Regions from separate parts of the Homo sapiens genome. Here region 2 is linked to region 1. A link is a loop called in an ENCODE intact Hi-C map of the cell type or tissue named here. Cell type or tissue: mammary epithelial cell. All regions are shown on one strand. Links, peaks and the distances in the headings refer to the core of each region. The heading gives the core; the rest is flanking DNA.

Evidence for each region. Peaks named below come from ENCODE experiments on the same cell type or tissue, not always from the same donor. Only the 100,000 strongest peaks of a DNase experiment are listed, where the experiment ranks them.
Region 2: it touches region 1 in a loop (28-fold over the local background); 10 of 110 quality-filtered maps call a loop at or near these places.

The regions. Positions count from the first base shown.
Region 1 is chr13:72,838,264-72,842,275 of GRCh38, forward strand. The region is part of intron 9 of PIBF1 (progesterone immunomodulatory binding factor 1); the gene reads left to right. Among named protein-coding and RNA genes, the nearest start is that of PIBF1, 58 kb to the left of the region's middle. In mammary epithelial cell, for the core only: a CTCF peak has its summit at 1,774 (motif pointing right); a DNase peak (open chromatin) is centred at 1,768; H3K27ac peaks cover 292 bases.
Region 2 is chr13:73,415,440-73,418,258 of GRCh38, forward strand. No RefSeq gene overlaps it. Among named protein-coding and RNA genes, the nearest start is that of LINC00392, 150 kb to the right of the region's middle. In mammary epithelial cell, for the core only: a CTCF peak has its summit at 1,784 (motif pointing left); no DNase peak of the experiment used is centred there.

The DNA of each region.
Region 1 (4,012 bases), core at 830-3,329:
GAGAAACAATTATCATAAGTATGATGATGATGGACAAAATGATAGGATAAAAGATGAGACCACCTGTGTATCTAACCTAGCCTTGGGAGGAATTGGGGAAGACTTCATAAATGAAGAACTGCCCCTTTTGACTAAAACTACTATTAAAAGTAAAACTTCAGACACATTAAATTTAAAGTTTAATTGAGCAATGAACAATTCGCAAATCAGGCAGCTTCCAGAATCACAGCAGATTCAGAGAGACTCCAGGGGTCCCTCATGGTCAGAACAAATTTATAGACAAAAAAAGTAAAGTGGCATACAGAAATCAGAAGTGAGATACAGAAACAGCTGGATTTGTTATAGGTTGGTGTTTAACTTATTTGAACACTCAGCAGTGTATGAATGGTTGAAGTATGGCTGCTGGGGTTGGCCCAGACTCAGCTGTTGTTACAGGCACATACCCCCAAGTTAGGTTTTCTATCTTGTCTGCCTATTAAGTTAGGTTGCAGTTTGTCAATACGGACTCAAATATAGAAGTACGGAGTCCTTCTTAAGGCCATATTTAGTTTGCATTAACACTATGAACTAAGGAAGGAAAGGAAATTGGGGGAATGAATATATAGCATATATAAAAGCCTGAAAGTAGGACAAAAAGGACAAAATGAAGCTTTTTGAACAAACTAATTCGGTATGGCTGAAGGATAGACTGAGAGGCAGGGAGTTAAAAGAGATGAAACAGAAGCAGGAAATGGGCCCAAAGAATGCATTTGGACCATTATGTAAGACCTGTGGGGAACAATTGAAAGATTTTAAGAAGAGGCATGAATTGATCTGATTTTATATCAAAAGATCACTGTAATGTAGAGAATAGATTGGAATGGCATAAGCCTGTTAGACAGAGAGGGTCTACTTTTAGAGGTTATTTCCATTATCCAGATGAGAGGTGATAATGGAACTGGATTAGTATCAGTAAAGATGAGAGAAATGGGCCAGGTTGGAAAAGTATTTAGGAGACAGAGCCGACAGGACTCAGTGACTAGATTGGATTGGTTGGATGAGAACTCGTTAAGGATGTCAGCAAGGTTTCTGAATTAAACAGCTGCATAAATAGTGATATAGTTTTTAAAACATTAGAAAATACAAAGCTTTAATAGGAAAACATGATAAATTTAGTTGTTTCACTTGAAGTGTCTGTGGCATCTACAAATAAAAGAGTTGACTGTAGAAGAATCTGAACCTCAAGAGAAAGATCTGGGAATTAGAGAGGCCTGTGGTATAGATAGTATTATTACTATTTTACAAATAAGTACTGTTGGTTCTGTGGTTCAATTCTGTTGTGGATTTAATAGGCTTTTGTTGACTGATATAATAACTTTAAAATATATGGGAACTTCCTATGGTTATTCCTAAGCAATCCACATAGCCATATAAACTTTGGTATGTAATCATCTTGAAAATTTCCTCATTTTTTAGGTTTTTGCTGTTTTTTAAAAAAAAATCTTTAAAGTTTATCCCATTGTAACATAAATGTGGTTGGTAGGGGTAGGTTGGTAGGTAAGGCTGTGTGGGGAAACAACCAACAGAGCCGTTTCTGGAAGTAGGAAAACTGAAAGCAGATGTCCTTGTCTCCTTGTCTCCAGTGTTCTTCTGACCCCCTATCCACATCAAAATGGACACTACCTAACCAGGGGATTCCTGGGATTGGGGCTGCCCTGTGGATGCCCCAGCCAGCCACAGGGCTCAGAATTGATTGGATGTATACTGAGGCTAGAGTGGACAATTGCCACCAGGTGGTGCCAAATTGCAGCCTGAGCCCAGATGAATTTGAATTTCACAGGACACCTAACTAGCTAGGTGTACAGGCTTGCCTTTATCATTTTAATCTCACAGTAATCCAACTCTATGTTTTATGTAATCTTTGGGGATCATAGTTTCTTCATTATGGCAGATTTAACTGTAGTTAGAGCTTGTATCATACTAATCTTCCACACAGTAAAAAGTAAATTATAAATTACTTCTTTTGAAATCTTAGAACTTAAAATGGCTAAAGAAAGAATTTTAATATTTCCTGTTATAAAACATGAAATTCATAATAAGTTTACACATTTAAGGTTGTGTGTGTGTGTTTAGGTAAATTAATCTTTTGCTTTGGCCTGAGATGTGTAATTATGTTAATTACTAGTATTTTATCAAAGTGTGCTGTTACAATAAGTTGAAATGGATGAAGTACTTACACTTGCATATTTATATTTGGTCTCCTTATCTCTCCCCCAATAAACTTTTTTTTTTTTTTTTTTTGACGGAGTCTTGCTCTGTCACCCAGACTGGAGTGCAGTGGCGTGATCTCAGCTCACTGCAACCTCCACCTCCCGAGTCCAAGCGATTCTCCTGTCTCAGCCTTCTGAGTAGCTGGGATTACAGGTTCGCGCCACCACGCCCGGCTAATTTTCATATTTTTAGTACGGATGGGGTTTCACCATCTGTTGGCCAGGCTGTTCTCAAACTCCTGACCTCAGGTAGTCTGCCTGCCTCGGCCTCCCAAAGTGCTGGGATTACAGGCGTGAGCCACCATGCCCGGCCCCAATAAACATTTTCTAAAGAAACTGAAATGATGATTAATGAAATATATTTTGCCTTTAATTTGTTGTCTATACATTGGAGGATATTAAAAGGATACTTTTTCTTTTCTCTTCTTTAATATGGAAAAGGCACATGGAACTTACTCTGTCCAATCTTGGTATCTGACCTGCAGTCATTCCACTAGTTCTTGAAGTTAAAGTATTGAGAGAAAAGAAAGAGAGTAGAAGATATAAAGACTTAAGAAAAGGGCAATTATAAATGAAGAGAGAACTTGGATATTTAGATACATCAAACATACTGTAGTTGAAATTATAATATGTATGTATGCTTTGGTCCAGTTTGTGAATTAAGCTTTTTTGTCTTTTCTGTATTTTCTAGTTACTTAAAATTCCACTTTGGAGCTGTAGGAAATGAGTGAAAGGTACTACAGTGCTGAGATGTATTATATAAATAACTTCTTGCTTAGTAGGTATTATGTGACAGAAATGTTATGGACCCTCTTATGCATTTGGAAATAAGACATTCTGTGAGTGGGAGTATATTATGAAAGAGATTTGGATCAAAAGACTGAACTTGATCCTGGTTCTACCACTTACTAGCTCAGCAGATAAGTCACTTAATATCCCTGAAGTTTAATTTCTTCTTTTATAAAATGGGCTAATAGGCTAGGTGTGGTGGCTAACACCTGTAATACCAACACTTTGGGAGACTGAGGCAGATGGATTGCTTAAGTCTAGGAGTTCGAGACCAGCCTGGGCAACATGGCAGAACCCCGTCTCTAGTGAAAATACAAAAAAAATTAGCCAGGCGTGGTGGCACAGGCCTGTAGTCCTATTAAGGAGGCTGAGGTGGGAGGATCACCTGAGCCTGGGAGGTCAAGGCTGCACTGAGCCAAGATCATGCCATTTGCACTCCACCCTGGGCAAATGGAGTGAGACCCTGTCTCAAAAAATAATAATAACTAACTAATAATACTTTTTAGGGTGGCCCGTGAGGTCTAAATGAAATAATATATGCAAAAAGTACATTATAAATTATAGATGTAGATGAGTTATTTTGGTACCTTGTGCCTATGTAGAATACTTGAAGAAAATATTTTCATCTGTTATGTTGACAGTTTAAGGAAAATCACCATTATATAAAAGTCATCTGATAATATTATGGGATTATTTATCATTAGAAGATACTAATACAAAATATATATTCTTAAGTGTTTATCTCCATAGCATTTAACCAGTTTTCTTAAATGACGTAATACAGACGTAGAGGGTCTACATGCCATTCTTTTCTGTCTAAATTTCTGCATAAGATGGCTAGCTTATGTTTCCTAATTAGGTTATGAGATAATAAGGTAAAGGGAGATAAATTCAGCTGATTAAGTTTTTCCATAAAGTAAAACTACCTTTATTTAAGGTGGTCTTGTTAACTGTAAACACAGAGCTATTCTGAG
Region 2 (2,819 bases), core at 320-2,819, 580 kb after region 1:
CCCGACTGAAGTTAGTAAGAAGTTAAATGAATTTTTCAAGGTCAAGCAAAGAGCAAGGGTGAGACCTCTGTCTCCTGTCTACCCCACTCATTTTCTTTTCACTAAACTGCCTTGCCTGAAGGACTATTTGAGCTTCCTAGTAAAAAGTTGAAAGGCACTTCATAATATTTTCTTCAGTAAGCTTTCTCTTATTAAGATATTTTATTACACTATCATTACAATGAAAATAAGGAAATAAAAATATATCTCATCCCACTCACCCAATTTATTTTCCTCAATGATCTTCTATGCTGATACAAAGTTTTAGAAATGAGATCATATCACATTAATTGCTGCATCCAATAAATGTTGAGTGATTATTGTACTAACTGTAGGAATGACTATAAAAGAATCTCACCCCTTTCTTATGGTATGTATCGTCTGCCTTCGATATTTATTTATCACATTTCTTGTCTTCTGAATTAGATTTTAGTTGTTGGGGGATAGAAACCATATCTGACCTACTTTTGTTTTAAATCTCCTCAGCACTTTGCACCACAAACTGAATGGAGAACAGAGAACCGTGCTCAATAAACGTTTGCTTAATGAATGAGTGATTACTTCTGCTGAGGAAAACAAAACATGAACACGTTGGTGACAGTGGATTAATTCTCTGCTTGCCTTCTCTCCCTCTTGTTTGAGATCCCTGAAGGCTCTTGCTGGGTGTTCTCTCTCTCCAGTAGCATAGCTGGTCCTTGAAAGCCTAACTTTAAGTCCTGGTCTCACATTCCTAGTGTCTCTCTTGTGGCTTCCTGGTTCCACACAAGTACTCCAAAAATGTTTGTAGAATGGAGGCAGCAAGGAAGGAGGGCGGGGAGAAAGAGTAGCTAATGATATGCTTAACAATTCTTGCATGCTCTCTAAGGGCTGGGAACTGCTTTAAATGCCTTATTGGATCAAGTCATTCACTCCCTTCAACAATCCTACTAAGTAGATCCAATCAGTAGCCCCAATTAAAACCAAACCACAGAGAGAGTAAGTAATTTGTCCAAGCTCACATAGCTAAGTGGTAAAGGCAGAATTCAGACCCAGTGTTTTGGTTTTTTGTTTGTTTGTTTTTGTTGTTCGTTTGTTTTGTCACTGAGTTAATCTGTGTCTTGATATAGCCACCTGGATTTTCAGTACAGCACAGGATAAAAAAGGTAAGGAAGGAAACAACAGTTACTCACAGAGCATCGGTAACAACCAACATATTATAGTGGAAGAAGCCTAGAAAGAGCCGAAAATCCCGTGTCCCAATAAGAATGTTTTCGTATTCAGTTAACTTCATCTAATGTCTCTGGCCTTACTATTCTAATCTGCTAAATGGGTATAATTATCCTAGACCTGCCTTGCTCAGAGTTGTAAATTTATGCAAACACAATTTGAAATTAAGTGTATAATGCGCTATGACTATGTAAGCTAAGTATTTTAACAGCTGTTATATACATGTCACGGCATATTTTACCTGTTACTCTCAACAAATCTTCATATAACAAATATCAACTTTATTCAACTGAATAGAGGCACAAAATGAGCATTATTAGACTTTATAGATTCTGCGCAAATGCAGCTTGATAAAAAGTTTTAATATTATCAAAGCCTTTTTATATAAAGTTTTATGATGGCGCTGAATGGAGTCTCAGTTGAATATTAGACATAGCGAGCATTACCCAATGAACTCACGATACAAGGGTGGAGGAAATGGTTGTTGTTGGTGGTATTGGGGTAAATATATAATGAGAGAAAAGAGCTCCACCTGCTGATCAGCAGTGCCACTTCCTACCACACCCTTGGAAGTCAGCCTCATACATAGTGGATCATAGCCTGTTCACTTTGGAAAATAACGTTAAGAACATAATTACCATCACCACATACACGCAAATGCACAAAGCCTACCACTTACTGAGTACTTATTTTTTCCCAGGCGATGGAAAGTGATTTCTATTAATCCTGATACCCCGCCTCCCCCCTCGCCCAGGGGTAGTGATAGAGCAGAGCCTGAATCCGGGCCACTCGGCTCAAAGCCTGAATCTTCCATTTTCTAGGTGTGGCCTTGGGCAATAAATTTCCCTTGGCCTTCATTTCTCCATCTGTAAACAGAGATTATAATAACTTCTACCTCATCGGGTTGTTACAACGATTCAATGAATCAATGTTTGTGAAGAATTTACAAAAATTGGCCGGGGGCGGTGGCTCACGCCTGTTGTCCCAGCACTTTGGGAGGCCGAGGTGGGAGGATCACGAGGTCAGGAGATCGAGACCATCCTGGCTAACACGGTGAAACCTCGTCTCTACTAAAAATACGAAAAATTTGCCGGGCGTGGTGGCGGGCGCCTGTAGTCCCAGCTACTCGGGAGGCTGAGGCAGGAGAATGGCGTGAACCCGGGAGGCGGAGCTTGCAGTGAGCCGAGATCGCAACACTGCACTCCAGCCTGGGCGACAGAGCGAGACTCCGTCTCAAAACAACAACAACAACAACAACAACAAAAAAGAATTTACAAAAATTCTTAGTGTATGATAAGCATTTGTGAGATAGATTTTTAAAAAGGAAAACAAGCTGTAATTTACACAACTTTATTAGAGAACTCTTAAAGAGATAAACTCAGGAGTTGAACACAGACTGTCTGACCTCAGTGCCTATGCTCTTAAGCACCAGGCTATGTAGCTTCTCAATATGTGACGATGATGAAATAAAACCTAAAGGAACTAAGGACATGTCGTTGAGTTATTTACAGGAATGATGATTTGCTATTTGAATTACATCAAGTTTAGCTCTTTCCGTTATTTTATTTCTTATG